2 separate regions of the Homo sapiens genome follow, and region 1 is linked to region 2. A link is a contact called in ENCODE Hi-C or POLR2A ChIA-PET data. All regions are on one chromosome and are shown on one strand. Each heading gives the region's core, a stretch centred on a gene start or an enhancer-like site at or near the end of the contact. The rest is flanking DNA. Distances are from core to core; before and after follow the strand shown. Region 1 has its middle 17 kb from the start of NFKBIZ. Region 2 holds the start of RPL24 (ribosomal protein L24).

What was found. Hi-C counts contacts between places; a loop is a spot of excess contacts on that map. ChIA-PET counts read pairs that join two places held with the same protein, here RNA polymerase II (POLR2A). Pooled maps may share reads with other maps.
Region 1: POLR2A ChIA-PET joins it to region 2 with 14 read pairs in H1. The contact joins the enhancer-like site here to the promoter of RPL24 in region 2. A Hi-C loop is called at or near these places in 4 of 168 maps with a recorded cell type or tissue (B cell, CD8-positive, alpha-beta T cell, naive thymus-derived CD4-positive, alpha-beta T cell and 1 more), 5 of 37 single-sample maps with no recorded cell type and 12 of 50 pooled maps. POLR2A ChIA-PET finds 5 or more read pairs at or near these places in 12 of 52 experiments (CD4-positive, alpha-beta T cell, CD4-positive, alpha-beta memory T cell, GM12878 and 7 more).

Annotation. Positions count from the first base shown.
Region 1 is chr3:101,864,894-101,867,593 of GRCh38, reverse strand. No RefSeq gene overlaps it. Among named protein-coding and RNA genes, the nearest start is that of NFKBIZ, 17 kb to the right of the region's middle. Within about 2 kb of position 1,278, at least 2 of the 41 ENCODE cell types and tissues checked have a DNase peak (open chromatin) inside an H3K27ac peak, as active enhancers do.
Region 2 is chr3:101,685,365-101,688,064 of GRCh38, reverse strand. RPL24 (ribosomal protein L24) reads left to right here and starts at 1,347. Exons shown (of 6, transcript NM_000986.4): 1 at 1,347-1,393; 2 at 1,508-1,583; 3 at 2,137-2,247. The coding sequence starts at 1,389. LOC124906262 (endogenous retrovirus group K member 5 Gag polyprotein) reads right to left here. Exons shown (of 3, transcript XM_047449415.1): 2 at 676-2,700. The coding sequence starts at 686. RefSeq lists enhancers at 1-140, 1,051-1,100, 1,111-1,600, 571-1,770, 1,761-1,950.

The DNA of each region.
Region 1 (2,700 bases), core at 29-2,528, 180 kb before region 2:
TGTTTCTTTAACAGTATGCCAAGTAGTGGAAATTTTGGGATTGGTAAGAAAAGCAGGAAGATTGGAGGAAGAATAATTAGAAAGCTATTTACTGGGGACACAAGTTACTTATCTGTTAGCGACTCTTACTGACAATCTATAATGCTTGGAGTGGGCTTTAACTTATTCTAGAACAAAATATGGGGGCAAGAGGAAACAAAAATGGCAAAATGTTTATAATTGATGAAGTTTCATGATAGATGTATGTGTTCAATATACTATTCTGCCTACTTGTATGTGTGTTTGAATGTTTCCGTAATAAAAAGTCAGGTTCCTGTCTATTGTGGTAATCCAAGAATAAAGCCTTGAAAACCTAGATGTGGGTGGTGGCGGAGAAAATAGAAAAAAAAAAAATTAACAGACTTTTTTTAGCTACCCTATTAACTGATTAATAGACATTTTGACCTTGATAACAAATTTGATATAACTTTAGCTGAGGGAAGAAACAAAACTGATTGATTTATATAGATAGGGAAATAGAATAATGTCATAAAAGAAAAACTTGTCAGCTGTCTATAAATCCTGCACTTTAAATGACGTACCTCATTAGCCTGTATGATTAGAATGTGTATAGAAATTAATAACCTGTGTAAATTAAACTTCTGTCTATACATCTTCTTATTACACCACATTGGCAGGATCATGGATGGCTCACTGCAGCCCGGAACACTGGAGGCCCAAACAGTCCTCCCACCTCAGCCTCCAAGTAGCAGACACTACAGGCATGTGCCACCACACCTGGCTAAAAATTTATCTTTAAAAAAATTTTCCAGGAATATTTTGAGTAGAGGCACCATCCAAATGCTTACTTGTTTTCCCAAATGATATATTTTGAATTTTCCTTTGATATATTTTTCAAAATATATATTGGGATATATTCAAATATATCCCAAATGATATATTTTGAATTTCCTGGTGTAAGAAGTTACACCAGACAAAATTGCTATCCTGAAGACGACCAATTCTTCCATATCTGTGAGAGCCTAAAAAGGAGAATTTTTTGAAAATTTTAAAATATTCTGGAAGGAATACTTCTTGGGAGCAAAAAGAAAAGGATACCTTTTTTAAAGACAAAAGAAAAATGATATCTAATGTAAAAAAAAAAACACCTCTGGCACCAATTCAGAAAAGCAGACTCTCACTGGACACACTCCCACTGAGGCAAACACCAAAACTAACCCTAGAGTGCTGGAAGAAAATAGCAGTTCGCCTCCAGACCAGTCGACACCTGGGGCTTCCACGAAGGCCAATCAGGAAGTACCCTACAGTCTTACACAATCACTTGAAATTAAAGTACTACCTGAGAGATGTTTGGCTGCAAATAGGGAGAGCAGGCCATGTGAATTAAGATACCATGAATTGAGTTAATAAAAATAAATAGTAATTTGAAACTTAAACCCCAGATCAATTAAGCTAAGGAATCTAGTGTTGTTTCACAATCTGAAATTTGTCCCGATTGTCAAGCCTACAGGAACTATGCTGATCCAACAGGTAAACACATGCTGGATCCAACTACCAAGTTCCCAGAGCTGCTGAAATCTTTATTTCTGGAGCAAAAGCCAGAATCCTATCACTTAAAAAGATAATATCTAGAGTTAAAACAGTCTATTTCAATTGAGTTTTAGCAAAGTGGAATCAATTGTTATTGTATGAAACTGGATTTGACCCTTGACTTTTAAACATTTGCAGTTTTCAGTGACTAACTCCTCTACTGTTATCATTCCAAGATCAGATGCCGTAAAGCATAGGATTTTAATTTGATTTGGGATCATGTTGCTTCTCACACAGCTCTAGGTAGTGTGATCCAAGGTGAAGAGCAGCAGATTCATTCACATGTGTACCAGGGAGCAAAATGACAAGAGACAATTATAAAAGCTTTGTTGGAAGTTTAGGATACTTAAAGCTCTTTTAATCATTATCATAATTTTTGAGTTACAGCTCAATAAATATTTTTGTTTCTCTTAAAGTTTATCAATGGTAAATGAGTTGCCTGGTCAATGTTTAGTATTATAGCTAATAAATGAAATAGAGATATTTTACCATACATTAGATCAATAATAATATGTAAAAGATACCATAGATTCTGAAGACAGGCTATAGGATTGCTCAGAAAGAAATATTCATAAGTTCTAGAGATCTATTGTACAACATTGTCCCTATTATTGTACACTTTACAATTTCGTAAGAAAATAGAATGTTCTTACCATGATAAAATGATTTTTTAAAAAAGGAAATATTAATCTTACTCATTTTTTAAGAGAAATAATGATAACAGAAATTATTATAAATCCTCTTTCCTGGTGTAGTAAGTTTTAAGTTAAGGCTGCCCAAAGATATGTCCACATCCTAATCCTCAGAACCTGTGAATGTGACCTCATTTGGAAAAAAAGTCTTTGTACAATTTAGAATACTGAGGCCGGGCGTGGTGGCTCATGCCTATAATCCCAGAACTTTGGGAGGCCGAGGCAGACAGATCACTTGAGGTCAGGAGTTCGAGACCGTCATGGCCAAAATGATGAAACCTCGTCTTTACTAAAAATACAAAAATTAGCTGGACATGGTGGAGCACGCTTGTAATCCCAGCAACTTGGGAGGCTGAGGCAGGAGGATTGCTTGAACCTGGGAGGCAGAGGTTGCAGTGAACTGAGATCGTGCCACTGT
Region 2 (2,700 bases), core at 98-2,597:
GAGGGCGGAGGTTGCAGTGAGCCGAGACCGCGCCACTTCACTCCAGCCTGAATGAAAGAGCGAAACTCCGTCTCAAGGAAAAAAAAAAAAAAAAAAGACTGGCTCCAACACAATTGTACAGTTTTCATGACATTAGTCAGCCAACTTGTTAGACATTCCAAATATCTTCAACCAGCTACCTTACAAAACGTTTTTAGGGTGAGTTGCATACATAGAAAGCAGAACTCAGTCATTACATTTGTTTCCTAGTCATATACTGCAACCTCCCACAGAATTCAAGAATTGCCTCTGGCCACTCCTTGTCATACGATGAAATATGTAGCATCATAGAAGGGCTCAACAGATTGAGCCCTTGGCCTCCCAGCGGGGCTCCACCGACCCCCTCAACTTCACTAGGCAGCAACTCCGAATTGTAGTTCTTAGGCAGGTACTTAATAGGAATTTTGGAAACTGAATGAGCTCATGTTTAAAAAGCCTTTGGCATAATTCCCGGCACAGAGAAAGCGCTCAAAGAATGTTAATTATAATTAATGCAAAGCGCCAACGCGCACTGTTCGATTCGCACAGCCTGAGAAACGGTTCGGTTGTCATTACTTTCTTATAAATGGTGAAACTATTAATTTGTTTGGTTGAGGAAATGGGCCAACAGGGAAGGCAAAATGTGACTGGTTTTACCTGCGGGGCATTCGTCTTTGGGTCTCTTTATGAGAAGAGAGGACACCTTTCTCTTCAGTTCACATTCCCTGCAGCCGGAAGATGGCTCTAGGATACTTGGCAGTAAGAGAGGCAGAATGGGCCGGGCGCAGTGGCTCCCGCCTATAATCCCAACACTTTGGGAGGCCGAGGAGGGCGGACCACCTGAGGTCAGGAGTTCGAGACCAGCCTGACCAACATGGAGAAACCCCGTCTCTACGAAAAATACAAAATTAGCCGGACGTGGTGGCACATGCCTGTAATCCCAGCTACTAGGGAGGCTGAGGCAGGAGAATCGCTTGAACCTGGGAGGCGGAGGTTACGGTGAGCCGAGATTGCGCCACTGCACTCCAGCCTGGGCAACAAGAGCGAAACTCCGTCTCAAAAAAAAAAAAGAGAGGAGAGACAGAGACAGAATGACTCATAAACCAACTGTCTGACTGCCTTTTTGGCAGGCCCTCTGGGCCCGAGAACCCTCCAGCGCCTCTGGATGAATTGCGCCAGAGGAAGTCAGCTGTCAGGGAAAACGAGATCTTTCGCCTCGCGATGATTACGTCATCAAGGAGGGCCAGGAGCATCGAAGGATATTGGGGAGGAGATTTCCGGCCCCCATCCCCGCAGCGACCTTATAAGGTCTCTTCCCATGATTCTCTCTTTCTTTTCGCCATCTTTTGTCTTTCCGTGGAGCTGTCGCCATGAAGTAAGCACGACCCGTGGTTCCCAATCCGCTTACATCCTCGGGCAGAACTCCTCTCTGTCGTCCCTGGCATGGCTGTAGACACCCTCCCTGATGGACTTTCACTTTTTGTTGCAGGGTCGAGCTGTGCAGTTTTAGCGGGTACAAGATCTACCCCGGACACGGGAGGCGCTACGCCAGGACCGACGGGAAGGTAAAAAGCCGCGTCGGCTTCACCTACCTTCTTGTACTCCGAGGAGGAAAGGCTGGTTTAATTCGGTTTAGGCGGGTTTATTCCCCACATCACCACTGGCCTCTGGAAGTCTTCGTGGACGCTCTGTGGACTGGTCGTTAGGACCAGAAACCTCTAAGTGAACCAGTGTTGATTATTTATTGTGAGCCAGGTCGGACATCAGGAGGGGTTTATGTAACTGATGTCCCGGTGTAAGGGAAATAACTGAGGTACGGAGGTACCCTTTGGAATCCTGGGACGGACAAGAGCAGAATGCTTCCCAGAAGGACGCACCACCCTGTCCTTTGCTATGAGCCTAGATTTCCTGCTCTCGAGAAAAGACTAAACGCAAGGACCTTCATAGTGTGACACAGTTACCTGCCAGTTATGTGACAGCCTTTTGGTCCTTGTGGGCCTCAGTTTTGTAAAATGATAAGCCAGAACTAGCATATTGATCTTCTAAGGATTCCAAGCTTACTCAGCCTCTTGTACTTTGTATAGTTAAATAGTAATTCCTTTGCATTTGTCACTCTAGGTTTTCCAGTTTCTTAATGCGAAATGCGAGTCGGCTTTCCTTTCCAAGAGGAATCCTCGGCAGATAAACTGGACTGTCCTCTACAGAAGGAAGCACAAAAAGGGACAGTCGGTAAGTGGAATACGCCTTGATGTTGGGGGCTATCTCTTAAGTTGTCAAAGCTCTCTGAACGTTGGTTTTCTGCTCTGTAAAATTAAATCAGACTGTATGCGAAAGAGCTCTTAAACTGTAAAGCGTCAGCAAAATGAAAAAGATATTATAAACTGTCTCTATATATTTTAGGCTAGTAGCAATACCGAGTTGAAATTTTAAAGTCAGATAAATTACGTTAAGCACCTTTGCGTTATAGGGCAGGGTGGAAGGGCTTAGTTTTCCAGTGGGAGGAAATTGAGAAGTTACCATAATTTGGTTTTGATTGCAATATTTACAGGATTAGTCCTAACATAGCCAGTGGACCATGAACCAGTCCACCATACACTAGTTCATTCACTAGAAAAACAGTGGTTTTTCTGGTCCTTGTTAAGTGTCCTTTTAGCTGGGTTATACATGAGAAAAAGTTTGAGT